Regions from separate parts of the Homo sapiens genome. Here regions 2 and 3 are each linked to region 1. The links are chromatin loops, found by intact Hi-C in ENCODE. Cell type or tissue: Caco-2. All regions are shown on one strand. Links, peaks and the distances in the headings refer to the core of each region. The heading gives the core; the rest is flanking DNA. Region 1 overlaps SCFD2 (sec1 family domain containing 2). Region 2 overlaps SCFD2 (sec1 family domain containing 2). Region 3 overlaps SCFD2 (sec1 family domain containing 2).

The links. Peaks named below come from ENCODE experiments on the same cell type or tissue, not always from the same donor. Only the 100,000 strongest peaks of a DNase experiment are listed, where the experiment ranks them.
Region 2: a loop joins it to region 1, with 7 times the contacts of the local background. A loop is called at or near these places in 10 of 110 quality-filtered maps.
Region 3: it touches region 1 in a loop (9-fold over the local background); 38 of 110 quality-filtered maps call a loop at or near these places.

What each region holds. Positions count from the first base shown.
Region 1 is chr4:53,014,644-53,025,086 of GRCh38, forward strand. The region is part of intron 5 of SCFD2 (sec1 family domain containing 2); the gene reads right to left. Among named protein-coding and RNA genes, the nearest start is that of SCFD2-AS1, 93 kb to the left of the region's middle. In Caco-2, for the core only: CTCF peaks have their summits at 1,190 and 1,392; DNase peaks (open chromatin) are centred at 1,179 and 5,348.
Region 2 is chr4:53,115,006-53,125,448 of GRCh38, forward strand. All of the region lies in intron 5 of SCFD2 (sec1 family domain containing 2), which reads right to left. Among named protein-coding and RNA genes, the nearest start is that of SCFD2-AS1, 190 kb to the left of the region's middle. In Caco-2, for the core only: no CTCF peak of the experiment used is centred there; a DNase peak (open chromatin) is centred at 4,806.
Region 3 is chr4:53,182,955-53,193,397 of GRCh38, forward strand. All of the region lies in intron 4 of SCFD2 (sec1 family domain containing 2), which reads right to left. Among named protein-coding and RNA genes, the nearest start is that of SCFD2, 180 kb to the right of the region's middle. In Caco-2, for the core only: no CTCF peak of the experiment used is centred there; a DNase peak (open chromatin) is centred at 5,507.

The sequences.
Region 1 (10,443 bases), core at 932-8,931:
ATGATATTAGGGCTCCTTGGGCTCCCCCGTGAGCTCCAGGAAGGACTGTCTTAGCCACCTCCAGAACTCCAGCACAATGCCAAGCATATAACAGGAGATAAATGCTTCTTGAATAAATACACGAGCTTGGTGGGATATACCTCAATTCTTAAAACATACTTAAATGCACCTTTTGAAAAAAACAGTGTCCTACATAGCTTGCTTTGGTACAGACGGTAAGGGGACAACCAAAAAATGGTTAGAGAATCTCTATTTTGTGAAAAACGCATTAACTCAGCATTCCCTGTTATAAGGGTACATAGAAATATTTTTGAATTTATAATATCCACTAGAACGTTTTACTGGTGTAGTACTTAGTAGCAGTTGTTTTGAATAAAAACTAGACATTACAAGGTAATGATTTAGCAAAACAAACCAAAAGTCAGTGAGTCAGGAGGAGAAAAGGCACTGTGTTAAAATGACCAGCTGTATTACAGGGTCTGCTATTTGCTACATCAGTTTCTCATTAAGCAAAGCTCACTATATTTAAGGTAATTTTAACAGAGTAAATACAAAAAAACACAGTAATAAAGACTAACCATATACTTGGATGGTCAGGACACAGGCCAGGATTATGGATTTTATTCTTCTGATCCACCACAGTTGGTCCTAAAACACCTGTCATTCATCTAGTGTTACTGGGGACCTGCTATTTGCCAGGCACTGTGCTGTGCATTGAGAATACAAAGGTAAGACAGCAGCTCTGCCCTGAAGAATTTTTAGTAAGGAGTACAGGAAAATATGCAAAAAAACAAAAACAAAACCCAAAAAACAAAACGAACCTTTGGAAGAAGCAGCAGGAGAATCAGGGCAAGCTTCCCAGGAGAAGCAAAATCTCTCAAACGCACGTTGTCAGTCATCAGGCGGTTCAGATAAGACTTTGAAAACTTATCAGCACACGTCTTCCATCACTATTAGAAAAATAACTTGAGTGTACCCAACCCCAGTTTATCTTCCAAGTTGGTAACACATATCTATGTGTTCCTGGAAGCTTTGACCATATGGCATGGTCAAATAATATATTTATTAAAATATATTCTACCTTTAAAACTGATTAAGTTTGGGGAGAAGAGAAATAGCAAATTGATAAACGGTCTTCTGTAGTAACATGTTTGAGCCACAACGAGGCGCTCTGGATTCAAGAATGAGTGGGCTTCTCTTATTGTACAGTCTCTTCTCTATGAGGGGCTTTCAAAGAACAAAATGCATTTATCTAACATCAGGAAGGCCAGCAGCTCTTGTAGGAAGGCAGATGTTTGTCCTGTACAAAGTACAGATGTTTTTGACTGAAGTTCCAAAATAAATCTTATTTGTGGAAGAAGAATTAAACGAAGGCAGAAACTGCTTCTTAACAGAGGGGCTTCTAACATCTAAAATAACCATTTTCCTACACGGTCACCTGGGGTGGAGGAATAAATAAAACAAACAAGCACATAAAATTAAAATATTAACCACCAACAACAAATGATAAAAACCCTCACAAAATAAAACAAAGCTCTCAGAATAATGAGAACATTTTTGAAAGGACACGCTGCTGGAAGCAGCTCTGATAATATTCCCCTTGGTGTTGGTTTTGGAGATCCTATCCAAGGAGGAATCTTCTTTAACCTTCATGATGAACTAGCCAGTAATCTCATGTTTGTAATATTACAATCAGTAGCCATGGAAATAAAACTGATGTCACAAATTTTGCTTTTTGATTAACACTCCTGGATTGTACAGGAGCAGAAAGCAAGCAAGTCACATCTGACCTGTGCTATTTCGTTTTTAGTAGATTAAGAAAAATTAGACCAACGGTATACTGTTATAATATGAATCTTTAAAAAATCTTCAAAATCTTTATGCAGATTTTCAAAACTCCAATGCTTCAAGATTCTTCTTTAGCTAGAACTCCTGAGCTCTTTAGTCATGAGTATTCGAAATATTCTTTGTACTAGACAAAATAAATGACTCGTGCTACAGATGAGTAAGAGGCTCTAATTAGAAGACAGGTGAAAGAAAATTTATACTTCTCACTGTTTAGAACATTTAGTTTTAACTGAGCTTGTAGGGATTTTTTTAAAAACTGCTTAGAGATCTTGAAGAAATATGAATCTTTCAAGATTTCCCAAGTATTTCAGGACATTTAAAAATGATCAAGATCTGGCCAGGTGCGGTGGCTTATACCTGTAATCCCAGCACTTTGGGAGGCCAAGGCAGGCGGATCACAAGGTCAGGAGTTCGAGACCATCCTGGCTAACACAGTGAAACCCCGTTTCTACTAAAAATACAAAAAATTAGCCAGGCGTGGTGGTGCACACCTATAATCGCAGCTACTTGGGAGGCTGAGGCAGGAGAATTGCTTGAACCCAGGAGGCAGAGGTTGCAGTGAGCTGAGATTGCAACACTGCACTCCAGCCTGGGCAACAGAGCGAGACTCCGTCTCACACACACACACACACACAAAAAGAAGCAAAAGTTCTTGCCATAGTAATCATATTTGGGTGGGCACCGGTGGCTAATTATAACACAATAGGCTATTTTCTGCTTCCTAAAAATAAGGAGGACAATTATCCAGGGGTGGAGGTAGTTATGCAATGGTACCACATATTTCTTCACCCACTAGAAATAAACGTGCGAAACATTCAAATCACATATGAAAAACAAGGAGAGAGAAGATGAATAAAAACAAGTTAAATGAAAACTTACTGTGTGAAATAGTGAGGTAACTCACCCAAAGTTCTGATGCTGCTGCTATCTGTTTTATATCTGTAGTAAAGATGACAGATGAAATAGTAGGTGCAATACAGGTTTTATAAACCTAAGGAAAACATCTTAAAGTATTTGACCCAACTATGTTTTATCTTTTAAGTTTCAATTTCCATCTAGATTCCCTGAGAATATGGACTTTAAAATATCCCACATTAGTAAGATCAAGTTCTTTTAAAATTAATGTTTGGGAAAAATAATGACCAATTTGTTGTAGTATAAAGACCACTGGGTTGGGTCTGCCCAAAATCCTCTGTGACACACTTCTCATGCAGAGCCAAAATCCCCATGAAGGCAAACTAGGCCCTACCTGCACTGAGCTCTGCCACCTCTCCTTCTCCTCCCACTTGCTCATTCCACCCTCCTGGGTATTGTTCCTTGAAGAAACCCAGCAAGCCACCACTTCAGGGCCTTTGCATTTGCTATTCTGTCTACCTGGTAGGTCATTCCCCAAAGTATCCAAACGGCTCACAGCCCAGTTCTCTGTAGGTCTATACAAATGGCTCCTTAAAGTAGGGCTTCTCTTGACCATCCTATATAGAACAGCACACTGCTAAACCACTCTGTATCCATCCTGCTCTCTTTCCTTAACTCTGTTTTTCTCCAGAGCTATCATCAGCATGTGACATACTATGCGTTTGTTTGTTGTCTTCCCATACCAGAAGGTAAGCTCCATGATGGCTTACATTAGAGCTTTGTTGGTTTTATTTACTGTTTCAACCCCAGGGCTCATGATAGGGCCTGACACTCATATTTATTTAATCATTTAATTGATTTCTGTGACATTGTTGAGCAGTTAAGAAAAAGTTGATGAAAATTTGATATTGTTACAGAATAAACCAAGCATTATAAACCATCACTATCATAAATCTATTATTCACAGATTACTAAAATGGAAAAGGAATTGATAGAACATGTACACCCAGAAAAAGACAGATCTAAATCTTACGGCAAATCCAATATTGCTCCAAATAACATGATATCCGAAATAAGGCAAAAATGCAATGTTCCTGACAAGCATTGCTTGTGACGGCAATAATCCAATGTCTCACACTTCAGAGGCCAATTTCCTTCTGGTGATTTCTCTCCAATTCATCCTGAGTGGACAGAATCACTCAAGTCAGAGTGATTTATATTTAGTCAATCAATTCTATGTCAGCAGGAAAACTCCACTGGGCCCATGAAGTGCAATTTTCACGCTTGGAGTTTCCTTTATTGCTAGGCCAGACATTTCTGGGAAAGAGACCCAGCATATCAACCCTGAAGACCAAACACAACCCTCCCAAAGGATGCTTAGGACATCTAAATATAACAAAACTTACGCCAGCCTGACCTTGCTCATTAAGAACAAGACAGTGCATGTGTTCATGCAGGATGCATCAATGATGGTGTGTACGCTCTTGTTCACCTTTAGACTAAGGATAGCCATAATAAGGTTTGTTGTGATAGCCTCTCACAGTGTATACTCAAGATGGCCAGTTAGGAAGCAAAGCAGCCCGTAAAGCTATAGAGGCCCTAACATGTCCAATTTCTACTTGATAAGTAAAGAATAATAGTGTTGGAATGATTTTGGTCAGATGGGTCCTCTCATACCCAGATGATAGGAATGAACTGCAGCAAATTTCCCAGGGTGCAATGTGTTCAATAGATATTAGGAGCCTTAAAAAGGATTATAACCTTTGACCTAGTAATTCCATTTCTAAGACTTTCTCCTAAGGAAGTAATCAAAGATAAGGACAAAGATTTATGCACAAGGATGTTCAAAAGCTGGAAACAGCTGAAATGTACAAAAATAGGAAAATGCTTAAATAAAAAATAGTAAATCTTATAATACAACATTAAAAACAAACTTTTGAAAATGAATAATTTGGGAAGTACCTTTCATATAAAGATTAACTTGTATTTAAAGCCCTGTTTATGTAGGTGTATAGATAGATAGATACTTATATGTATATGCTTATGAATTGAAATAAGTTTATCAAAATATTTACAGTGACTAGATGGTGAGAATAAATTCTATTTAAAATGTTTATCTTCATACTTTTCTACCATAAATAGATATTACTTAATTTAAAATAATACCATTGGCCTGATTATAAAAGAACACTTACTACTTCAACATCAGGAGAAGAAATAAGGAGTAAAAGTTCCTCTTGGATTCAAAGGGGTTGGACAACCCTGACACTTGTAAATGTGTGATTGTATCAACGTTGTTGAAATTCTTTCCTTCTGTGAGACATATCACTTAAAAAAATCACCTCCAAACAGACTTACAAACAAACAATATATAAAGTTATGCAGCTGAGCTTCTCAGCTTCCCACCTTCATTTTCCCAGTGGGTTCTCTGGTGGTAACTTACTGAGTTAATTTAGATTAATATGGTAGGTCTTAGGTGATTACTCTGCTTTAGATCCCAAGCAATGCTAATTATTATCATAAAGGACAAGCTACTCGGAGGTTTAAAGTTCAGGCACAGAGACCTTGTCTACATTTCTGTTATCTGGCTCACCAAATTACAAGCGTCTGGTGAGTCAATATGAAAGATTCCAAACACAAAGGTCAACGCTGGGCTACTGATCTTCCTGACCCTAACTCAGAGCCAAGAATTGCAATGCAGTTTTCTCCTCCCACACTAAAACCATTAGCAACCAGCTTGTCTTGGCTGATTCTTTTCTTTTACAACTATTTTTGAATAGGTAATAGCTCTTCCGGTGCCCACATACTAAATTAGCATGTCATTTCATGACTTTTCTTCTCTGTAAAGCCTTTAATGTGTCTGTAACAGTACTGTACTTGCTAATGTTAATTCACATTAATTAGATGATGCCTTTTCAAATCAAACTATGGTCCCTCTGAAAATTCACATGATCTAGAGTGGATGTGGAAAGCCAGTTTACACACATCTTGTGAGTTAATCGGTTACTGTTTCAGAACAACTTTGCAACAGACAACTATCCAGAACCTTGTCCAGTTGTTTTTTAGAAATAATTTTCAGAGAGCCTCAAAAGGACAAAGATAGGGAAAGGTTAAGAAACTGTCAGTCTTATCATCTGTCTTTCTACATCCCCATCCAGTCAGTCACTAAATCCTAATCATTCAAATAGCTCTGGTGTTGGTATACCCTCATCGACTCCCATGACCCTATGCCTGAAACAAGTTATCCTGTGAGATGCTTTCAGATCTCAGAGACTAGATAGCTGTTCAGCACAGTCCTTTCCTTCCTGGGTACACAGTAGCCCACGTTTCCCAGCCTCCCCTGCAAATAGGAAGGATCATGTGACTGACCGAGGGTACAAATGAAATACACCACCGCCACACAGGGCAGATAAAGACTTCCCATATATAGTCCTAGGAACCATGGATTAAACAAGATGGAGCTAGGGTGCCTAGGCTGTGTTTAAATGAGAGCAAATCATGACTACCTGTTCCTGCCCTTTGATGAAAATTTGGTGTGAAGGGTCTTAATGCTAGGGTGGGTGGTTTTGGCTTCTGTTCAAGTGAAATTTTTGCCCCACATTCCTTCTTCCAGAATTGCTCCTGTGGCCACCTCATCATGTAACCCTAAACTGTGCAAGCCATCATCGAAGTGGTAGATATTTTAAAAGTGTTACATTCTTTTAGAAATGAGCTCTACCTTGACTAAGCATGTACATCTTTTAGATGACAATATACTAATAATGTGAAATTTTCAAGTAAAGCAGAAACCCATTTTAGAATGATAAGCACAAACTTATTGGGCCTTTTAATTCATGACAGAGTTGCCACATGTCTGAGGTCAAATCTAAATGACCTGAATAATTTTACATGTCCTGTGAGTTTCAACAACACAAAATTGCAATTGTTTTTAAAAATGTATCTTTAAAAGGATAACTTGAAACCCAAAACAATAAACTTCCTATTTCTAACATTTTATAGAAGAAAAACATTTTAAAGTACTTCATTTTTAATAATAGCAACTTTCAACATAATTTATTCCTGTAGGTTTAGTTTAAAACTAACAGAGATTACTAATTTTTTCTAAACTTGCAAATCATTTCCTCAACAGAAACATACTGTATGTTATGAACTTTAAAAGATACAGTGGCTACTCTCCTTTGAAGAGTTTACTGTCTAGTGGGAGAGAGGAAAATACAAATAAATAATGGCAATGCAATGCGGTATGCATTAAGTTCTCCAGGGGCGCAGCGGCAAGTCAAGGGTGAGGGTGTTGGGAAAAGCTCCTTAGAGAAGGTGACATTCGAGATCTATCAGGATTTGAAGATGTGGGAGAGAAGAAAGGAAGAGAGATGGTAGAAAAAAGCATTTCTGAACTTTTTGACTAGACTTTTTTTCCTCCAGTAAATTTATTTTAGATACTTCAGCAAAATCTTGTTTTGTTCACAGTGCCGACAGAAGAATATGTAGTTGTTCTTCTGTAGCATCCCTAACCTTGGCCCTGGAAACTGTAAGACAGAACCCAGGTGACACTCTATGATGACTGGTGCCAAGCCAGCAGATGGAAAACATTACTGAGCCAGTTCTACCCCAATGACTGGATGCCAGCATCCTGGTGTGAAAAATGAGGAGGGGGTCACAGGTCCATGTATCATAGAGCATGATGGTAAATGCCAATGGGGATGTTGTCAGGTGATTTGTGTTGTTGTCAGAAACACTTCCACTATAATTTCTTGTTCTTCAAGGCTTTGGGAATAGGGAAAATATTATCCCTGGCAAGTTGGGAAAGGAGGCTGGACTGCAAAAGGATGTCAAATGTTAACTATTGAGAGATGCATGTAAAAAGGAACAAACATGGAAAAATGTTATTTTCTCTTACTGGGGGACTTAATTTACTTTTAAATTGATAGTGACAAAGAATAAGAACACAGTATCTTTCTATTCCCCTCCACCTATAAGTCAGCCCTGAAAATATGCCTGATCCCCCATCTAGGGCCTCTAAGGTCATTGAAGGCTCACATTAAATCAGGCAGCAGTCTAAAAATAACGTGTGTTCCAATTATTCCTTTTTGCTTGCTTGGTTTTCTGAGAAATCTGTATATCTGTATTTATAGTATCATAAAGAGCTGCTTATCCTTTTCCATCTAGCAAATTGGAGGTCAGAAAATGAAGGGAAAATGCCTAATTGGGAGAATAGTCTAAGAGAGAAAGTTTAGGCCTTAGAGTTGGGAGAACTGGTTTTGGATCCCTGCTCTGCGTGGCCTTGGCAAGTTTTAAACTTTCTCCTGATCTCTAAAGAGGGGATTAATTCCTGCCAGACTACCTCACAGAGTAATTTAGAGATCAAAATAGAAATGAGATAATACTTAAGAGGCTGGTTGGTTGGCTAGAAGAAAATGCAACAAGAGTTAAGTTTTTTTCTTAATGTTAAGTAACAATAACAAAATAATAATTATAACTGTAGGGGTGTGGAGACTGACATTTTTATTCATTGCTTTATCCCTAGTGCTTGGCACAGTGCCTGGCACATAGTAAGAGTGTGAGAATTATTTATTGTATAAATGAATGAATGGGGCGCCAAGGTAAATCTATAAAGCAGTGCTTCTACAGGCATTTTGAAAACTATCCAAAAGGCTAAAAGAGCCACATTAAACCTCTTTAGTGCATCACAGGCAATTGATTTAATTTATGGTGATCATGAGTTGTTGTTATCTTCTTGAGACCTTTGTGCATAGAGAGTTTAGGAAATACTTAGACTCATGGGTACGTGGGTCTAAATGTAAAACTAGACTCCAGGGAGGAAAAGTCCTTTCCTGTGATATTACATTTAATTTTGCAGCTACATCTCATTCCTTCATTCTGATTTGAATTTGCTCCCCCAAAGATGAATATTGCTAAGATGAGGAGTTGACATCTGCAATGGGTTGTGACTCCAATTCAATGAATTCTCTATTCCAAAACTGCACTTTGGAAAACTTGGATATCAGTTTCCAAAGGTACGCTTTGGAAAAAGGAATCATGAACCCATGTGAACCTGGCCCTAAAAATATTGGTATGGCCGTAGGAGGTACCAAGAATTCAGGAGGCTTAGCCCCTACTCACAGAGTGGTGTCTGGGTGGGCAGATTGCTGTGATATTAGACCCCTTCCTCTCCTCACAATCCCAAATTCTAACTAATCTTAGTTCTCACTTTTCTTTGGCTGCTAGGAAGCTGTGTCAAATCTAGATCAATCTCATCTATATAGGACATATGAATTTTATTTCATGAATTAAAGTCCATGATTTTCTTTATCATACCTTTAGCTTCACGTTTTCTATTCTCTTTTGCCCTGGTATTATCACTGTTTTTGTAGTCTGTTTCTCTGCAAACTGCTTTGGACGTCTTTTGGAATGAGGCATAGTATTAATAAATGCAACTGCAAGTGCTAGTCTCAGAGGTTTCTAGACTGAAACCTGAAGATGGACAGTAGCTCTGTTCAGTATGAGCTCTGTCACCACTGGATGACATACTCTTACCATGTGCAGTTAATCATTTGAGGGAAAACTTCATCTCGACATTGAGAATGTGGGAGATTGGGGGTGGTGGTGGAGGGAAGCCCTACTGATGACAAGCCAGAGTTCTAGAGACACTGTAATTCAAATGAATCTGAGGCTGGCTTGGAACACAAACTCCACAGTCAGCAGCAGCCTTATTCTTGGGCATCTAGAAACAACCAACCAATGGAAACCTGCTGGTTTCAAGAAGTCTGCTTTCATTAAATTCTTGTGGCTGCGCTTCTAAAACCCTGACACCAAGTGCTAGCCATCACAAGAAAACCTGAAGACTTGAAGATTCACTTACCTCCCCAAAAAGAAGGATTCTAGGCTAACATTTGGCCCCAGAAAAAATCCAAAGAAGTGGTGGCTGGCTCAATCTTTTCTTATTTAACTCAAACTGGCTAACAAACACTGAACACCAAAGGCTTTTCATCCAGCTTGTCCCAGGTAATAGGTTGAGAGATGAGATTTAAAGCCCTGTTTTTAAGATGGCATAATCAACTTGGAGGAAGATATTGAAGAAATGGTTGTAGAGATGAAAAGAAGATTGAGGGGAAGTGACATAAAGTAGGCAAGCTATAAATAGTTGAATGAATAGTTGCATGAATAAATGGTAGGCTAAGACACTATTGGTTCTTTCTAGATATTTGGTTTCACTTGTTTTGAAGACTGGCCATCCAGTGCCAAATTGAGACCACTACTTTCTGCCAAAATTCTAAAAAATAAAAATAAAATATTCCCATGTTTTTTTCAGCAATCATTAGGGATAGTACTTTTATTGAAAGGTGTTTATGTCTCAGGCCTTTTTTTTTTTTTGCCTTCAGCCACTCCAAATAAGGTTTTCAGCTAACCCATGGGATGACGTTACTCTGAAGGGGTTCCAGAGTCCCTTTAACTCTGGTCCTGTTACCACCTCAATCATCACACATTGGCTCAGATTATCGCAGGGCCCAAGCATTTTGAAGAAAGCAGTCCTTGGTAACCTGAAGACATTGACACAGCTTCTAAACCCCTCTTGACTCCCCCTAGAATATTAGCTTAGGCTCTGTGAGTATCCACTGCATTTGTCCCACTGGTTATACTCTACCTTATCTATTCACAGATAAACAGGGCACATGTGATTAATCCAACCTGTGGGCATCTCCACGGCCCCTCTGTGTGGCTCTGCTGAAAGCTTCCATTACT
Region 2 (10,443 bases), core at 807-8,806, 100 kb after region 1:
TTTTAAAATGGAGTATTAAAAAAATGTTTAAATAACCCCAAAGAACACAGGAAAGGGAAAACAGAAGAATGAAAATTAGAAGGGATAATCAGAAAACAAATTATAAAATGGTAGACCTAAATCCAAACATTTCAATAGTTACAATAAATGTAAGTGGTCTACACACACAAAAGACAGAGATTATAGACTGAATTTTTTTAAATGAAAGCAAATCATATACATAGACAAATTGGAGCACAAGAAGGAGAAAACAGTACAGTTAGGAGATTTAGAAACACTAATTCAAGAAAAAACTGAAAGAACATGATAAGATTAACCCAAAGAAGAAAAGACTGAGTCAGGGTATCTTTAAATTTTTAAAAATATACAGTGAGAACCTGTTCTTTACTTAGTGCCAGGTCCATCCTAGAAGCTTCCACACACATGGAAGTGGTACAAAATTTGCTTTCATCTTGAGTCCTAAAAGGCAGAATTAATGAATGTCAGTGAGAGGTAGACAGATCAATTGCTGTAAGAATCCAAAGACAGAGAGGGCAGACCTGTCATCTCATTGGAGGTATCTTCCCTAAAGCTGAATAAAGGCTGAAATTTGGGTGATACTGTGGAAGAAACTTGAGAAAAGGAAAGGTAGTCACATTTGTATTTTAATCTTTTACTTTTATTACTGACAAGTGGATATGGGCTGACATGGTATTTCTACTTTAGGCTTCAAATTTATAACTTTTTCCTGACATATCTATTTATAGTATGGCAATAAAGAAGACCATAAAACTCTCTTCAATAGATTTAGAAAGACACTGACCTTCTAAAAGGTCTAACAATGCGATGCCTGCTCCAGAATAAAAATAAAATGCTGCAGAAATGTTTCCTTTCTTATCATATAGAAGACCTATGCTGTTTTAATTTGCCTAGCACTCATCCTCCATTTTTCTGATATCACTATTTATTTTGGGTACCTACATCTCTTTTACTCTGCCCATGAGCATTGGATGGGCTGATTTCCCCTCTGACTCAAGGATAAAGATGTGACCTTGACCTGGCCAATCAGAACACAGGATTCGTTCAGAAATTGGGAACATCACTAACCATAGCTATTCAGAGTTAATACTAGGACACTTTTTTGAGCAACCAGAATAGAAATTCCTTTTGTTTTCATTTGTATATGAACATAGAGGATGTATGTTAGTCAGGATAGAAAGGATTATGTTATAATAAAATGTTAAAACCTCAGTCAGTTAGTAAAACAAAAATTCTCTCTCACATTAAATGTTCATAGTGACAAGCAGGGAAGCTCTGCTCGTTGATATCACTCATGCATCTAAGCTGATGAAGGCCCACCCCATCTTGATACATGCTTCAATGTTTGCCATGGTAGGAAGAGGGGGACATAATAAATAATGTACTGGCTGTTAAAAGCTTTCTGCCCAGAAGTGCCACATGCCTCTTATGTCCACACTTTATTGGTAGAAGTAAATCACATTGCCAAACCTAACTTCAGGGGACAGAGAAGCAGAATCCTACCCAAAAGGAAGAAAGCTGGAAATATTTGGTGAACAGCTAACAATTACATAAGACATAACAGGATATACTACACAGAAGAGCACTTGCAGAGGTAAAGGAAGATGGAGTCCTGATAACACTGTTCCAGCTTCTGAATCCAATTATACCTGAAGCTGGATGGCCTTGGAGAGTTGGGTTTTGTGAACCAATAAATATGATTAATTCAGTTGGATTTTCTTTCATATCTGACAATGAAAAGAACCCTGAGTCACATACTTCTCAACAAATAACAGAGCTAGCACAGTAATTTGGGGTTTTGAGGGAGATGGTAGAAGGCAGATGGATGTTAACATATCCTTTGGATGCCAACAGGTCTTAAAGCAACCACAGAGCCTCTAAGTACCATCACCTTGTCACAGATATCCTGGAATTCCATATGCAATGAAAGTTGAAGAAGCTGATGAAGAAAGAAAACCAAAGATGCAAGATTTCTAACTAGACCTAGACAAAACTTCTGCATCTTATCTAACAGATCCTGAGAAATAGACTCAGAAGAGGAGTGCTTCTCATTTTCTACAGGAGGAGAGTAGCACTCTGTGTACTGGAACTGAAACCATGGAAACTTGAGGGAATTCCAGACCACGCTGACTCCTATCAAGCTGCTGTGCCCCACCCCAGGAGAGCTGAACACAGGAGTAGCACAAGAGGGGCCACATTTTAACCTACCACTTCCTGTGATCTGTCTTACCTGGCCCAGAGCAGCTTGGAGTAAGACAATTTTCACCCTTGCAAGACTTAGCCAAGAATATCTATTAGATAGAGAAGAGGTGCATTCTTGTTCCCATATACAGCAGCTTGGGGTTGGCAAACCTGGGCTCAAATCCTAACTCTGCTACCTCTCTACTGAGTGTTCTTGAGAAAGTTTCTTAACCTCTGAGCCTTAGGTTCCTTATCTGTACAGGTGATCAACACTATCTACCTCAAAGGTAAGAGGTGATTTAAAAAAACAAAAAACAAAAAACACATACAGTGTTCCATACAAAGCCAAGCACCTAATATGTCTTCCTCTCGCCACCTCCTTCCCATCCCACCATCCACTGCCTTTCTTCTTTATCTGGAGGTGTAGAAGGGAAGGCTGCTGGTTTGTGGGCAGACCAGGAGTTTTGTGCACACTAGAGAAGGAACTCATCATGCTGTAAAGTACAGTAAAGTTCAAGAGCAAGTCCCAACCTTGGTTTATATTTTAGAAAAACCTTCTTTTAAACATGTCTTGATATACCAAAACACCACATGCAATTTTATATAAATAGAGTCACAGCAAAGGGCTTCTTTAAAAAGCAAGAAAACGGTAATCAGCTAGATTCATTTTTCCATCCAATCAGATGGATTGGGATTGTTAATAAATAAAACATAAAGACAAGGCGGTCTTTTCATGGAAAAATCTTATTTTTTTAAAGAAAATTTCCAGAAATAGCACTGGACTTCCATTTCAGTTAAGCTGCACTCAATTCACCCAAAACAACCCCACATTGATTGAGCATCAGTATTGTATGCCAGGTACTATGTGACATGGACACAAACACAATGTGAGATGTGTTTGTGAGATGGACAAACAAAAATGTGAGACACAAAAATGTGAGATGGACACAAACACAAGTAAGAAGTAATGTTGCCATTAAACCACAGGCTCTTTGAGGGCAGGGGATTTTTTCTTATTTGCCATTGTTTTCCCAGAACCCATTCCTGCCTGGCACATAGTAGGTGCTCAGTAAATAAGGGACAACTGATGAAATGACCAGCTCAAGCAGTTCGTGGTCTCCTGGTAGTTAAAATTAAGTGACATAAGTCATATTGGTGACTGCATTTCTCCGTCTTTGAGTAGTTATTGATTAAATAAAGAGGTTGTGGTGGTCAATAAAATTTGAAATGAGATTCAATCACAAAGAGAGATAAATCAAATATTTGTATCAGAAAAAAAGTATTTTGAAAATCCTTTGAAAACATGACATCTCATAATTGCAATAAGTAGAATTTTCTTCCAGGTTCAGTTTACAGCAAGGTACAATAACAGTAAAGCAGTAATAAAGGTAACATATTAGTGGCTGAGTGCTTACTAAGGGTGGGCTGAGCAGTGATCCCACCCACCACCCAGAGGGCGGGACACAAATGACTTCTGATTTACAAAGGACAAAACTGAGAAGTAAGAACTTGCCAAGGTCACAGACATAATTAGCAGGGATACATTCGATTCTGACTCTAGAAGACTTCCCTCCCTGCTTCTGCCTTTTAACTGCCACACTATATCTATTCCCTCTTATAATCTACAAGGCATCTACGTAAAAAAAAAATAAAATAAAAGGCTTTTGTTTCAGTGGTATCCATATCACATGGGGGAACAAAAGCCACTTTGGGAAACAACTCTGATAGAATTCACTGTTACTTAGTAGAGACTTGAAATGCATTTTTAAGTAACTGGAAAGAAGAGGCCCAACATAAACATTTGTAATCTTGCTACTAAAATCAAGTTTCTGTCTGGGCACGGTGGCTCATGCCTGTAATCCCAGCACATTGGGAAGCCGAGGTGGGTAAATCACTTCAAGTCAGGAGTTCGAGACCAGCCCGGCCAACATAGTGAAACACTGTCTCTACTAAAAATACAAAAATTAGCTAGGCATGATGGTGCATGCCTGTAATCCCAGCTACTCAGGAGGCTGAGGCAGGAGAATCACTTGAACCCGGGAGGCAGAGGTTGCAGTGAGCGGAGATTGCACCATTGCACTCCAGCTTGGGCAACAGAGCGAGACTCCATCTCAAAAAAAAAAAAAAATAGCCAGGTGTGGTGGTGGGTGCCTATGGTCCCAGCTACTTGGGAGGCTGAGGCACAAGAATCGTTTGAACCCAGGAGGCAGTGGCTGCAGTGAGCTGAGATTGCACCACTGCACTCCAGCCTGGGCGACAGAACGAGACTGTTTCAAAAAATAAATAAATAAAAATAAAATAAAGTTTCTGCCCAAAGTAAGTAAGGGAGTGGATCAGAGGAAGAGATGGTAATAAAGCCAGCTTAAAACTCCTGTGGTTTGATGGTTAAGAAAAAAATAAAGTCTCCATAAGGTTAGCATATACTGTTAGCCCTGTGAGGACTGCCAGTGTTTGGTATAGGCATGTGTTACCCCTGAAGTATGCTTTCATTTCAGAACTTTCCAAACCCCTGAAGAGTGCTGTAATCCCCTGTAGAAAACAGATAAATTGAGGTATTCCAACAACACAGATGAAACCCAGAACCCTGGGGCCAATCAGCAGTGACATCACACCACATTCCAATGCTGGCCTCTCACTACAAGGAGCTCACACAGAAACCAGAGCTTTGTTTTCCTTCAGTAATCAGGGGTGAGAGAGTGTTGGATTTTTATAGAAAAGTAATTACTGCAGGAAGATAATTACCTTCCCTCAAACAGGCCTCCTCTGCCTGTCATAACCAGGAAAGCAAGGGGCCCCTTCTATGCATACCTGAAGGGTTCTTGTTTCACCAAATCCAACTCAATCACACACTAATGGGTGAAAATGTATCCAATATTTTTACAGTCTAGTGACAAAAGGGCTGTGCAATTCTCAAAGTAATAAACGCATTTGACGAAAACTATACCTTAAATACACACAGTTTTATTTGTCAATTATACTTCAATAAAGCTGGGGGAAAAGAGACAAAAAACTAAATTAAAAAAAGTTCTTAGTGGCACATTTTTATAATTTAAGACAGATATCACTTCTGCTATCATTACTACCACCAGAATGGCAGCTGTCATTTACTGGAGGTTATGTTTAAGGCGTTGTTCTAACTATGCTATGATCTTACTACTGGGATACTCATTTTGCAGATGAGAAACTTAAGCCACAGCAATGAGATATAACTTGCTCAGGGCCACATGATGAACAAATAGTAGAACAAAGATTCAAACCCTGTCAATCTATGAAGCCCTAGTCCTAAATCACTGTGATAGAAGCATTAATAACTTGTATTTTTCCTTGTAGGACAGGACCTAAATGTTATTAACAGTATAAGCGTTCATGGTTAACATCAAATGTCTCTGGGGCACAGAGACACAGAGGTCCCTGTTTCACAGTCCACACTGGGAGAAATAGACAGTATCAGGTTAGAGAGACTGTCAGGCGTCATACCCAACTGAACCCAAGAGGACATTTTGCTTGGATGAGAAAAAGAAAATTTATTGAAATTTTATAAGGTCACCAAAGTTTAATGTCCCCCAGAAGGGTGTTGGTATAACATGGCCAAGGTATCCCATCACAAAATAAAAATAAAATCCTGTATTTTATGGAAATGAAAAAAAATTGCTAGCTGTCATCCAAACTCTTTGTGTACTTAAAGAGTGTCATTAATATTCCCAAACTGCCCTGTAAGGTCTCTTCTTCCAGCCAAACAAATGACCCTGAGTCCCCACACACTCAGGAGTTCTATTCGTAGATTCACTCAATAGACGCTTGCCAAGCGGCTACTACGTGCCATATCCGGTACTTGATACATTTCTGGGCCTCTAAGGACATTTATAACTGTGTGGATCTTGAGTTCCTGTTTACAAAAAATTGACACAATGATAAGTGAACTATTTCCAATTTGATCAGAACTGTCGCTCATTATAATCTTTTATTCCACCAACAGGGTGGTGGAGGGAAAACATGACAGTGAAGGGAAAGCAGAGGCCATAAACTCCACTGCACCTAAGGGCCCACACGTAATACAAGAGAATGAAAGGGATTGATTCTGGGGTGGGCTGGGAGCACAGGCCCCTTCTAAGGGGCAACCATGATTCAACTCCCACCAGTTCCTACCATTCCTTGCATTTTTCAAAAAGAAACACACAAACAAAATCCAGCTATTCATGTGAAGTCTCTATTGTTCAAGTTTGGGCTCCAAATGAAAGTTATCACAAACACTGAGTAGGCCAAACAAAACAGGGCTCCAGAACAGCTAGGGCTTGCTGGTTATGAGCCTGCCATCCAGTTTCTTTTCTGAGGCGTAGAAGGATAGAGGCTGATTGAATTGGGAACATGCTGTTATGGACAGTTCTTTCAGGTCCCTTCCACGTCCACAAAAGAAGTAACTTTGTGAATTACTGGCAGAGCCAACTGAATGCGGTGCTTACGTAACAGACCTGGTCGCAATCAGAATAGTGTCCTGCAAAGGCAAGGCACAGGCAGAAGTGGCAATCCATGTGATCTTGACTCCCTTTGTGGAAGAAAGTGGGATTCCAGGCAGCCCTGCCTGCATATTGTTTCATATTACATAAACATAACTAATTGGTTATGACTGGTACAATGATTATAGCTGCATTACCCGTGTGATTTTTTTAAAGCAGACATTAATCAAGAATGCTAATATAAGCAGCTACCAAGGTCACTCTTATTTTTCTTGTTTTTTTTCCCCCAAAGTGAGTTCTTGCTTTTAATTTCAGCTGCCATCATCACATCACATTATCCATTTGAACCCAATTCTGACCTGATGGAATCACCTAAGGAATAAACTTCCCCAGACTCACTCACTTTGATGCCAAGCAAAAAACATTCTGAACCCTAGTCTGGGCGCGGTGGCTCATGCCTGTAATCCCAGCACTTCGGGAGGCTGAGGCAGGTGGATCACCTGAGGTCAGCAGTTTGAGACCAGCCTGGCCAACAAGGAGAAACCCCATCTCCACTAAAAATACAAAAATTAGCTGGGCATGGTGGTGGGCACATATAATCCCAGTTACTCAGGAGGCTGAGAAAGGAGAATTGCTTGAACTCAGGAGGTGAAGGTTGCAGTGAGCTGAGATTGTGCCACTGCACTTCAGCCTGGGTGACAGAGCGAGACTCCGTCTAAAAAAAAAAAAAATCCTGAACTCTGACCTCTGAACCCTGACATGCTGACAAGCCGCAGCTCACTCAACATGAAAGGGAAGGAAGAGCCTCAGCATAAACCCTATCCTGCCAAGAACTTCAGCCACTAAATGGCACAGCTGTGTCACAATAAACAAAGAGAAATAAGCAGAATAAATAGGTGGGGAGGGAATGTCGGAGCCTCTCGGTCCAGAATTAGTAGGCAATACACGCAGACATAAAGAACTCGGACTTCGACTCCAGATGGGCCTACATTTGAATTGTAATTTTTTCACCTAATAGTTTTGTGATGTCACATAAGTCAGTTCACCTCTCTAAGCCCAGTCTTCCTCATTTGTAAACTGGGTAGTAACACCTACTTCACAGGATTGCTATGAGGTATAATGAGGGAAAGTACGCAAGGCATTTTATAGGCACTCAGTAAATGGCAGCTGTACTTATTCTAAATGTTTTCATGTTTAATATTATTATGGTCAACTTATTTTTATATTATTTTTCATGTTTTCTATTTTTAATTTTATATTATTTTATATTTTTAACATAATAAACTTATGGCTTATTCATACAAAAAAATTAGGGCTTATTTCTGAACTGTGAGATTATTTGGAATATACGTACAATTCCTGTCCAATACTCCCTTACTGCTCCTATTAAATGGCTATTGAAGGACTACTTTGCTGACCCACTCTCTCCAGACAAAATTTTCATTACAGATTCACATTTTCAATGAATAGCATGCTGGATATTTACAGTTTTCATTTTCATTTCTTCTATTGCAAGGTATGTTTCTGTCCCCCCATTTCCACCCTATCCTAGCCTGATAGCTAGACACGAATTATTTTCTGCAGAAACAGAAAGCAAGATTTGCAAACACTTGAACATTAAGTTTAAACAACATTAGTCTAAGCAAAGGGCAAAAAGATTAGGCTGTGTACATATAGAGCTTTCTCACTCCCAGGCTAGGTTTTTAAATGTTTCCGGTTTGGCTAAGGAAATGGGAAGAGAGAGGGAATGCATGAATAGGTGACTGTGAGACCATGGAAACCAACAGTGGGGACTGTCCAGTGCCAGAGACAGCTGAGGGAGCAGCCAAACCAGTGCCCTAAGGGTTACCTTGCTGCTAACATGAGATGGGGGTGGGGGGGGGGCACTGACAAACATTCCTAGCAAGGTGCCAGTTGTGTGCCTATAAGAGGTGATGCTCGTTGATGCCCAAAATGCTACTAAAACCCAAAACCTCAACTGATCCCCTCCAAGTACACAACTCTCACCCCACTCATTGACCTAGGACCTTAATTGCTCCAGAAGAAAGGGCAAGGCCCTGGGTAGCTCAAGTGAGATGATGTCTCAAAGGAAAGTCATTCCTCATGCTTGATCAAGGGAGCTCCAGACAGAACACACTGCTCCAGTTCCACACAGATCTTCAGACAGGCCTCCTCAGCTTTCTGATTCAGTAGGTCTAGGGTAGGACCTGTAAGCTGTATTTTTAACAACCGTCTCAGGTGATTCTGGCTTGCAGAATGGTGCTTGGAAACCACTCCATCTAGAGGAGAATTAAAATGGATTTTCATAGGTACCTCTGTGGTAACAACAGTCCCATACTAGGAAGCAAGAGTCCAAAGGCTTTGTGTACTCTAGTGATGAGTCCATAGAAATAGAATATTTGGGGGTCAGGGCTTTGTCCTATTAGAGGGTCCAATATATTGCTTTCCTGCTTTAGACTATGAGACCAGTGAGCTAGGACATCCCACAGGGTGGTTTGGTGCTATATCTGGTCATTTTTGGTGTAAAATAAATATTAATTCCTATCAGTGCTGTTTGGCATGCTAGGAACACAGGACCAAGTATTTGACAAACAGACACCAAATCTTCCACTTATATAGGCAAATTAATAGTGTCTGATAACCAAACTTCACATGGTTGGGCCAGAGAAAGCTGAGGATCAAACTATAAAATTTTCTTCTGAGAAAAGAAGCATAGAAAGTAAGTTCATCTTAACTATGCATAGGTTAAGTGTCCTTCTCTTGTGAAGTTATTATTAAAGAAAATCAGTTCCAAATATGTAGGTGTGAAAGAAAAATAGGAGACTCAATTCTAGATGAACAAAGTGGTTTGGGGGAAGAATAACTAGACTCGCTGTCAAGAAGATGATATATTATTACAATATTTGGCTTATCGGGATTAGAGAAGAAAGTCCATGATAGTGTAAGCAAAGTTTTATAAAGAAAGAATATTTTTCTAGAAAATATTGGTCATTATCAAATACTTCCCTCATTAGCTAACATCCTAGAACCAGGTCTAGACCCCAAAGGATCAGCTATAAATCTAGCCTCCATTGAGTTTAAACCAAATCAGAAGAGAAAAGTGAAGAGCATCATAAAAATGTCAAAACTCTTTGTTCATTCCTTCCTTCAGCACCACCATTTTCAGATGGGAGCTAGAAATGCAAAGGTGGAGAACACAGTCACTGCTCTCAAGGAACTTAATTAATAGAAGAGAGAACAAACAACAATAATAACTATATTCTGCAATCCCTGAGATAGGTACTATTATATCCCCATTTTAGACATGGAGTAACGGAGGTAAAGAGAGATTAAGTGATTTGCCCAAGATCACCCCGGGAGAAGGAACACATGTGGATAAATTTCAACCCTGTGTGGCAATACAAATATAAGTCCCTAGGATCCTCGCAAATCAATACTGAGGCACAGGGGTCATTCTGAGCTAGGATGATTAGGGAAGGAATAAGAAAGGCAGTGACATATGAGTTCCATCTTAAAGAATGAGTGGGAGTTTTATAGGTAAGAATGGGGAACAGGGAATGTATTTTAGGCATAGGAAATGGTATTAAAATATAGTACAGTTGGGGAAAATAACTTATGATAGAGATGGTCTAAAATTATTTAAATCCTGAGGAGAGAATACAGAAGGGATCTTCTTCTTCCAGCATATTATAACACGTCAGATGAGATCATTTCGGTTATAATATTATAAGAGTAACATTTTATTTATCTTGATCTAAAGCCTTTTTCATTCTTATTCTCTTTTACTAGC
Region 3 (10,443 bases), core at 1,375-9,374, 170 kb after region 1:
CCATCACACCCCAGTTAGAATGGCGATCATTAAAAAGTCAGGAAACAACAGGTGCTGGAGAGGATGTGGAGAAATAGGAACACTTTTACACTGTTGGTGAGCCTGTAAACTAGTTCAGCCATTGTGGAAGTCAGTGTGGCGATTCCTCAGGGATCTAGAACTAGAAATACCATTTGACCCAGCCATCCCATTACTGGGTATATACCGAAAGGATTATAAATCATGCTGCTATAAAGACACACGCACACGTATGTTTATATCGGCACTATTCACAATAGGAAAGACTTGGAACCAACCTAAATGTCCAACAACAATAGACCGGATTATGAAAATGTGGCACATATATACCATGGAATACTATGCAGCCATAAAAAATGATGAGTTCATGTCCTTTGTAGGGACATGGATGAAGCTGGAAACCATCATCCTCAGCAAACTATCGCAAGGACAAAAAAACCAAACACCGCATGTTCTCACTCATAGGTGGGAACTGAACAATGAGAACACATGGACACAGGAAGGGGAACATCACACACCAGGGACTGTTGTGGGGTGGGGGAGTGGGGAGGGATAGCATTAGGAGATATACCTAATACTAAATGGCGAGTTAATGGGTGCAGCACACCAACATGGCACATGTATACATATGTAACAGACCTGCACGTTGTGCACATGTACCCTAAAACTTAAAGTATAATAATAATAAAATTAAAAAAAAAAAGAAATGAAAACTAACATTTAACAGGATTAAAATAAGAACATGCCTAAACTTTGGAACCCTTATGAAATCTTCCATCTTTCTTACATTTTGGCTACTAGGATGATGGAAACTACTTAACAGTTATAAAGAAACACCTTTTAGAACAAAGTTGTACTAGCTTTCATTTCTTCATTCAAAAGTGTCCTGAACATATAACAGGCTGCATGTTCTTGGCTTCATATCTGCATAACAATGACACACAGAACAGTTAATCTGAGCAAGCACATACAACAGTTAATCCAAGCAAGGATGATGATGTAGCCAGTTTCATCAGCATTGCCTAATACAACAAATGCCTTTCAGAGACTACAAAATTAGCTAGATAACGTAACCTACTCCTAGAAAAATATCCCATTTAAAAATGTAATTTATGTCACTGACTTTCCGTACTATAACTAGTGGTAAAGGCCATTGTATTGGAGATTGTTTCTTGTGCCCAAATATTCAATTTTCCTTACATCATTTAGTAACATAACCACCCGTTTAGCTTGGCACATGGTTACCTAGGGAAAAAGACCACATTTCCCACCAGTCCTTGCAACTAGATGTGGTCCTGGAAGTGAGATCTTGCCAATGGGAGGGTGGGAGATGTAGTGAAATTACAATTTCTGGGTCATCACCTTAAAGGGAACATACTCTACCCATCTGTTCCTTTCTGTTTCTATCTTTGATCTCTGGAATCAGGAAATAATTTCAAGAGCTAAAACAGCTATTTCGGACCACAAAATGGATATAGTATAGACAGCAGAACAACAGTAACTGGAACCCTCATACCAAGAAATTGCATTGCCAGCTCTAGACCACTGATGGAGATTTTTACATGAGAAAGAATAAAATTTCTATCTTGCTTATATCTACTGTATTTTAGGGTCCATTTATTAGAAAAGCATAAGATATATCCTAGCAAATTTAACTAATATCTACTCTGTTTGTCCAAAGGCCTTTTGAGATGGCTGGTGAACCACTCTTAAGCAAGCTGTTGGCAATAGGGAACTCAACTCATCAATCCCTCACTTACTGTTTACTTCATGTCAAGTATCAATAGTGCTATGCAAAAAGAACTACTCTTGTTTGTTATCATGAGGCTTTGTAGAAGCTTGGAAACTTCTTACTTGCTCTAATATACCCTGCGGGCCCATGAAACAATCTTTCTACCAGCTACAAGAGATTAACTTTCCTGGTGAGCAAGCATTCTCTTTGTAGATGGATTTGTTGTGATGAATTTGATGCATCTCTTTGCTAGAGGGAAAAAGCATTTAGAAAAAAACAAATAAAATATAAAAATACTCTCCCTAAATAGAAGCCAGTGAACATTACCAATAGCTAATTGACTCTCAACATTATAGACTGATAAGAGAGAAAAATATTCTTCACTTAATTCAGGCTACAGGGGCTGACACAGTGGAACCTGCAATCCAAAGAGAAATATAGAGAGTAACAAAATTCTTTTGAAATGATAATCCTTTGTGATATTAAATTTATGATAAGTAAACTGTATAGCAACCATAATCACAAAACACCTTATCTCATGCCCTTAGGTTGTAGTAAACCATGGCAATTTTAATCGAAAATAATACTTGGCACCAGGAAACCAAGAATGGCACCCTTGAAAATGCTGCTCTGAATAGGAAACTAACATTTTAGATATATTACAGAAGTAAGTAACTCTTAGCTGCTTTGAATTATAATAATAATTATAACGCATTTATTTCATTTCAAGTGGCACTCCATTATGCTATATAGTGCTGCTCTTAAAATTCTATTGTAGACTCCAAGCTTCCTGCTTCCTAGTCTCTCATGTTGACTGTTGTTCCCTGGCAGGGTCCTACCAGCAACCAAGAGAAACCTGCAAGTCCCCAAAACAGCAAAAGTATCAAATATAATTTTTTAAAACTCTTTTTATTATCTAAATTAAGCTGGAATTACTCTATTAAGTTACCAAGAGTAATAAAAGGCATACCCATAACATATATATCACTGTTTGAAGATATTTAAATTTAACTGTGATTACAATCTTTAACTAAGGCTCTCAGACTCTCTTAAACCTCTTTCTAAGGTTAATTAGTAGCCAATGAACAATTTTCAAAATAAAAGCATAATATATAAAAGTTAATAAAACTGGCTCCAAGTTAATTAAATTTATTTTCCTTCAGAAATATCCTGCCCTCCTTGAGATGCAACATGGATAACTTTGTGAAAACAGTGAAATGTACAATTCAGCAACTACTAACACAAAAAAATCAAAGGGATATTCTGCTTCGTAAGTAAAAATCTACAGGGTAGGCCTTATTCTACAGTCAGCACTTTTCTAACTTTTGTTCAAGTTGTGATCATGAAAACAGTGCTTAACATTGACTTAGGTCTTGACTGCATGCCAGGTAGTGTCTCACACGCTTCACATGTATGAACTCACTTGATCTTTATGACAGTCCTATAAGATGGTGCTATTATTATCCCAGTTTTAGAGTCTGAGTCTTTCCCACCCTTCAAGATCTGGTTTAAATTTCACTTCCTCACAAATCCTTCCTTAATTATTTCCCAATTCATATTATATTCTACCTCCCCCTTTTCCCACTATATTATGTGTATCTCTTACGGGACTTACCATAGTTCCCCCTAAAGCTCTTTATGAATGCTTCTCTTTCTTGTCATTACATCACAAGTTTCTGGGGAGGCAGACTCTGTCTTACTCACTTTTGTATTCCTACAATGCTTGGCAGAGATTCTTGCACGAAGAACATGTCCAGAAAATGTTTGTTGAACTTACTTATACTAGCATTAATATGGGAAAAAAGGAAGAAAGGAATTTAGCAGCAGCTCTAAAAACAAAGAAAGAGTCATGAATAAAAAGCAACAAGCAGTTATTCTGTTTCTGCAGATGACAGAACAAAAGAGATCCCAGAGATCATGAGATAAAACATTTAAATATTAGGTAAACATTAAACCATAATTATACTGAAAGAAAATACAGGTGAATGGTTACAAAATCTTTAGAGGTAGAAGGCCTAAATAGGACACCAAGAGCAAAATCAAGCAAGAGAAGAATTAAATAAATGTTCAAGGGAGCCAGCTCTGAGTTAGGCTACATGGTTTTGATTCCCAATTTGCTGTTTGTAGAGTCAGTTTATTCAACCGTAAAATGGGGATGATGACAATATCTGACTTACACGGTTGCACAGTGGAATGAAGGAGATAATGACTATCAGGCTCTCAACACAACGCATGACATAATGTCTTCCATAAACATTTCAAAACAAACCAATTAAGGAAAAGATAGAGTTGACTGTAAAAAGAAAAAAGCATTTATGCTATAAAAGTATCAATCAAGTCAATCAGTATCAAATGACAAACAGAAAAAAAAATTACTGTCATAAATACATGAAAAGCTTGTACAAATTAATAAGATTAAAACTCCAGTAGAAAAGAAAGGAAAGCCGAGCTCAGCATTTCACAAAACATTAATATATACAAATGAGAAAAACATGAGAAAACACACCTTATTTAAGAAATTAGAAAGTATTCATTAAATTTTTCTTCTTATTAAATCAGCAATATTGACAATGCTGTGAAGCAATGGACAGCATAGAGAGTCTTGTGGAAAGCTTAAATTGGCATATTTCTGAGGGCACTTTGCCAATAACCATCAAAAGCCTTAAAATGTGCATACCTTCCTAAAAATGCATAATTATTATACATCCATAAAAATCTAAAAAAAGAAAAAAGTACATATGTTATGACCTAGGAAATTGAGGCATTTATACCAAGGAAATAATCACTGATATGCACAAAGATGTAAACTGCAGCCTTGTTTATAAGAGTGAAAAACTAGACATAACCTAGTGATCTAACAATGAGACTAGTTAGTAAACTAAATACCTTTACAAAACTGACTGCTGTGATCTTGTGGGAGATACTTAATGCCATAAATGAAACAAATATGATATAACAGCTTATTATATGGTCCCATTTTCATTAAAACAACAACAATAACAAAATGTGTGTAGGTATGAGTGTGTGTATATACACACACAAGAAAGATCTGAAAGGAAAGATATCAAAATGCTAACACTGATTATCTCCAGGTAATAAAATTATAGATGACTTTGGAAAACCATAACATTTTCTAAATTCTTTATGATAAACATATCTTCATAATTAACAAAATAAAAATTATCTTTCCAAAAGGAAAAATTAAACATCAAGAGATATTCTTGCCCATTGTTCAGGTAGAATATATCTTTAATTGTGGCTGCACTGTGCTCCTTATAAAAGTCATACAGTAATGAGCTTCAGCCCACAGGTTCTATTGGTACAGAAACAGCTCAAGCAGTTTAGCAGAAAAATTCAATCAAATACAAAAAACAACTCAAGGGAACATCCTATGCTTAATGGTTAAATGGCAATAGAAAAAAAGACAAATAACTAAGCAGTACTGGATAAAGCTAAAACCTTAATCTCATGCTTACTCAGCAGCAAAAAGAAAAAGCAAAGCAAACATTAATTATGGAAGATTTAGTGATCTGTATGGTTATAGTTGTAGAAACACTTCCAATCTGTGTTTACCCACGCTGTAACTCATTGCTTTCTGCAAATTTAAAGAAACCTTTTGCCTGACAGTTCAAATGCTTGGTTACAGCTAAGGGAACAATAGTTCAACCACTTTGAAAATAGGCTAGAGGACAAAGTCCTCACACTTCAAAACTGGTGTGTGTGTGTGTGTGTGTGTGTGTGTGTGTGTGTGTGTGTGTGTTTAGTGGCTTTCCAACTTCATAATAAATCTACGAAAGGGCCAACTTCATAAGGGAGCCAGTCTGAATACAAATATATTTAGCCCCATCCTCCCTACATGGCAAGGAAGGAGCAGGCACATCACTATGTAACTAGATTGCACGTTCATTCATTCTTAACGACTGTTACCAAAGATTCCCAAAGTAAACAGTAGTGAAAGCCATGGTATTACAGTATTGAAAGCAATCTATTAACTCATGCCTTTTCAAAACCAATGAGAGAATAGACCTAGTTGAAAATTCTTAATTCCATCTAGTAAGATAAATCTTGAACACAAAATGCTAGAAAAAAGGGCGGGGAGGTCTAAGTACATAACTGTTTAAATTGTCTATCCAGTCTATCCCAAATGCAGTGCTCACTTGTTTTTTTCCTGCCCAGCATCCATTGCCCCTTCTCTGAATAATAGCACCCAGTTTTTATTTAGGGGACTCTCCCATTTTGGTTCATATGATCACCTCCATTTCCAAACTTCAGGAACTGACAGGTAACTCAGGAATGCTCATGCAATGTATTCATTCCCCTAGACAGAATAAATATTCATCAAGCACATAGCCCAAGCTAGTCCCACTGGTGACAAGAATTATCAGCCTTAAAACTTTTCTCTAAGCTCCTGGGAAAGAAGCACGTTCCTTTTGCTGGAGTTTCATGCTGAAAGAATGTAAGCTATTGCTGTTGGGCACAGCTTTGCCATCACTTGGAAAGAGGATATCTAAAAACAAAACAGTAAAAAAGTGAGTAGGATTAAAAAACAAAGAAAAACAGATTCCTGATAAACTATTTTTAAAAGCTGGATCCAAACATGCCTGAAGCTATTCATCACCATCTGATTTAGATTCTGTCACATGAGACTAAAAGGAGACAATAAATATGGGGGAAAGGAAAGTTAGATGGTTGTCCCTTCCCTCCCCAGTTGATCTACCTGTCTTGGTCAGCATGGGTTACTATAACAAAATATCATGGACTGGGTAGCTTAAACAAGACATTTCTTAGCTTGCAAACTTCGCTTCCTTCTTGGCTGTATCCTTGCATGGCGGGGCCTGAGAGAGCAGTAAGGGAGGAATTCTCTAATTTCTTCTTATAAGGGTACTAATCCCATTATAAGGACCCCACCCTCATGACCTCATCTAAACTTAATTACCTCTCAAAGGCCCCACCTCCAAATACCATCACATTGGAGCTTAGGGCTTCAACATAGGGATTTGGAAGAGACACAAACATTCAGTGCATAGCACTACCTAAATTGCTTTTAGACACACACAAAATAGACTGGAGGAGGTTACTCTATGCTACCTCCAAGCAGATCTGTGTGACTGTCATTGTACTAGAATACATCACCAGAATATTGGCTACATCCTTAAGTGTATATCACTGCTTACTCCAAAGCCTAACCCAGTGCCTAGAACACAACATCACCCAATAAATTTTTGCTGAAAAATGAATACGTGAATTAACTAATCTTTTGGGACTTATTTTCAATACAAACTAAACAATAACATGAATGCTATAATAAAGATATCAGTAACATGATATGAAAATACACAGAAAGGTCTAACTCTATATTGGAAACCAGATAATCTGGAGTCACATTCCAATATTTAACTGATCTGAATCCCTCCTGAAACAGTCAATGTATCTCCTCATCTTCTCCTTAGCCTTATCTTCAACAGGCACAAAATACTTTAATAATGAAAAATAATCCCCAATCACTGGCATCTTCTACTTGACTACTGAGAAACAGCTCTGAAACTGTAGCATAGACAGATGTTGGCGTGTGTGTTTTGTGTATGTGTCCTTATCATGGTCTACAAGGCCCTACAGGCTCTGTTTGACCTCGGCTGTTCTCCTTGCCTGCTGTGCTCCAGCCACATGGGCATCCTTGCTCTTTGAAAACACCTGGCACTTCTCATCTCGGGACCTTTGTTTTTGCTATAACCTCTGCCAATAGATGATACAAGTGGCTATTCCTTTTCAGGTGTTTGTCCAAATGTCACCTTCTTAGTGAGGCCTTCTTGACCCTCCTTTTTACAATTGCAAACTACTCCACCTCTAATACTTCCTATTCCATGGCATTTATCCACGGCATTATACTTTCTAATATATGATTCACTTATTTATTTTCTTCATCGTCTATCTGTCTTCCCATACTAAAAGATAAACTCCATGAAGGCAGAGATTTCAGTCTGTTTTTTGTTCTCTGTTGAATCCTCAATGCCAAGGAAATAATAGATGCTGAATAAATGAACGAAGAAATATAACACAAGAGAACTACAACTAAATCATGAAGTGCTCTGATTCAAATTAAATATGAAGATTTTCCAATCAAATAAACTACAGAAGGTTATGTCTGTGAACTCCTTCAGAAGTTAAAACTAGAGAATTCCTATAAATATATTTAAAACCATAATCACTATAAAATATTCCCTTATATTACAGAAGTTAAGACATAAAAATTATTTAAGAAATGAAATGTGTTATCACAAAAAACTACACCAATAACCAGAAAGTATAAGGGTTGCATTTACTTTGCTTTAGATCTAAAACAGTATTAAATATAAAATTTGAGGGCAGAGTGCTGTGGCTCACGCCTGTAATCCCAGCACTTTGGGAGGCTGAGGAGGGCAGGTCACTTGAGGTCAGGAGTTCAAGACGAGCCTGGCCAACATGGTGAAACCCCCATCTCTACTAAAAATACGAAAAATTAGCTGGGCCTGGTGGCAGGTGGCTGTAATCCCAGCTACTTGGGAGGCAGCTGAGATCGTGCCACTGTACTCCAGCCTGGGCAACAGAGCAAGACTCTATCTCAAAAAATAAGAAATAAATAAACAAACGAACATAACATTTGAGTGATATTCATTAGCAAAAAAATCAAGTGTGAAAATATTCATAAATTATGGTTATATGGGTTTTGTTTTTTGTTTTTTTGAGATAGAGTCTCACTCTATCACCCAGGCTGGAGTGCAGTGGCACGATCTCCGCTCACTGCAACCTCTGCCACCCCGGTTCCAGTGATTCTCCTGCCTCAGCCTCCCGAGTAGCTGGGATTACAGGTGCATGCCACCGTGCCCAGCTAATTTTTGTATTTTTAGTAGAGAAGGGGTTTCACCATCTTGGCCAGGCTGGTCTTAAACTCCTGGCCTCGTGATCCACCTGCCTCGGCCTCCCAAAGTGCTGGGATTATAGGCGTGAGCCACCGCGCCTGGCTGGTTATATGTTCTCTTACAGAAATTAAATAAGTAACTGTCATAGAAAACAATAGGAACACACTTTGTGACTGCAAAAAGGTTTGTCTATTGGAAAAACAGAAAGCACCAATTAGAAAGGGGCTTCCTGGATGCAAAAAGTCCCACTTCTACTGCTTGTAACAGTCCCTGTCCCTGGAGCACTCTTTTCCTGATTTCCTTTCCAGTAGAGACCACTCTAGGTAAATGGAAAGATAAGTTTAGCCCTGGCTGTCCCCACATGCCTTAACAGGGGAACAGTAATATTAACATTTAATGTCAGGAATCCCCAGCTCTGGACTCTGGGAGTCAAATGTTTTGTTTAGCAAAAAGAGTGTCTTGAAAATTAACAAATTTCCCATTACAAATTCAAACTGCTGACTTCTCTTAAAAATCTGCAACTTTAAGCAACACCGAAGTTGAACTGCTTAATAAAAAGAGGAACTAAAGAGTAGTTGCCCCTTGACACTAGGCACCTGTTTTCAGGTTCACCACTGTCCCCACGACTCCCTATTGTCTTACATCTTGTTTCTACTGCCTGCCTGGCCAGGGAAGGGTTGAAAGTCCTGCTGTATATAGTCTAGTACCTTTCCTTATCGTTTGTAAGCATGAACCCTTAACTCCCTGCATTCTGTTGTTTGATTCATTAAACTCTTAACTCCTTCTGCCGTAGATTTAAATCCTACTGCAGAGTAACATGAAATCAAGGTCAGAATCAAATTTTCTAGGGGAAACTGAGTGAGGGGTATATAGGAACTCTCTGTACTATCTGTGCAACTTTTCTGTAAACATAAACTACTGTATTCTAAATAAAATGTTTATTTAAAAAATCAGAGGGGAAAGCATGAACTATTCAATAAATGGCAACGATACAAAAGAAAACCCCACGAATTGCCATTCTTGACCCACTCAATGTATGACTGCGTGCAAGTCACTCATCCTCTCTTATCTACAAAATGGGGATGGTAATTCCTCCTCTGCCTTACTCACAGTTTTGCTGTGATGATTAAATGGGATAACAGATGTAAAAGGTCATGGAAGAGCTGTCACTGTATAGTAAATGCTAATCTTACTATAGTAAGTGTACTAATAGGATATTAGTAATATATAATAAATGTGCTAATAGGATAGCACATTTAAAAATATTACAAAACAACAGCATCTTATAAGAATCTTTAAGGATGTTACACCAAGAAGGTTTGATTATCTATACATGGTTAATGGCACAAAAGAAATTATGAAGCCTAAGATTACATACTCAGGAAATATAAAAATATACAAATTAAAAACAACCTCCTTATTGTAAACGAGTTGTAAGCATAAATTACATCTAACTTGTCAGACTGCTAAACTGAGAAATGGCTAAATTTCCTGAAAACTAAGGATAACTTTAAGGTCAGCCAAATAAAGTTTTCAGGAATAATATATATGACCAAAACAAGTCTATCCAGGAATGACAATGTTAAGAAGTGAACAAAATTCATCTGTAAAGGAAACTAAGACAAATGTTGATATTAAAATGTATGTAATGAACTAAGATTACCACTACCTCCAAGGAGAATGTAACAGGATTTCTTAAGTGGTTAGTCAGCTTTAGGATTCCAGACAGTCAAGGTTGCTGTGATTATCTGTTTCAAAGAAACAGGTCTACAGAATACAAGTATATTCTGGTAACAG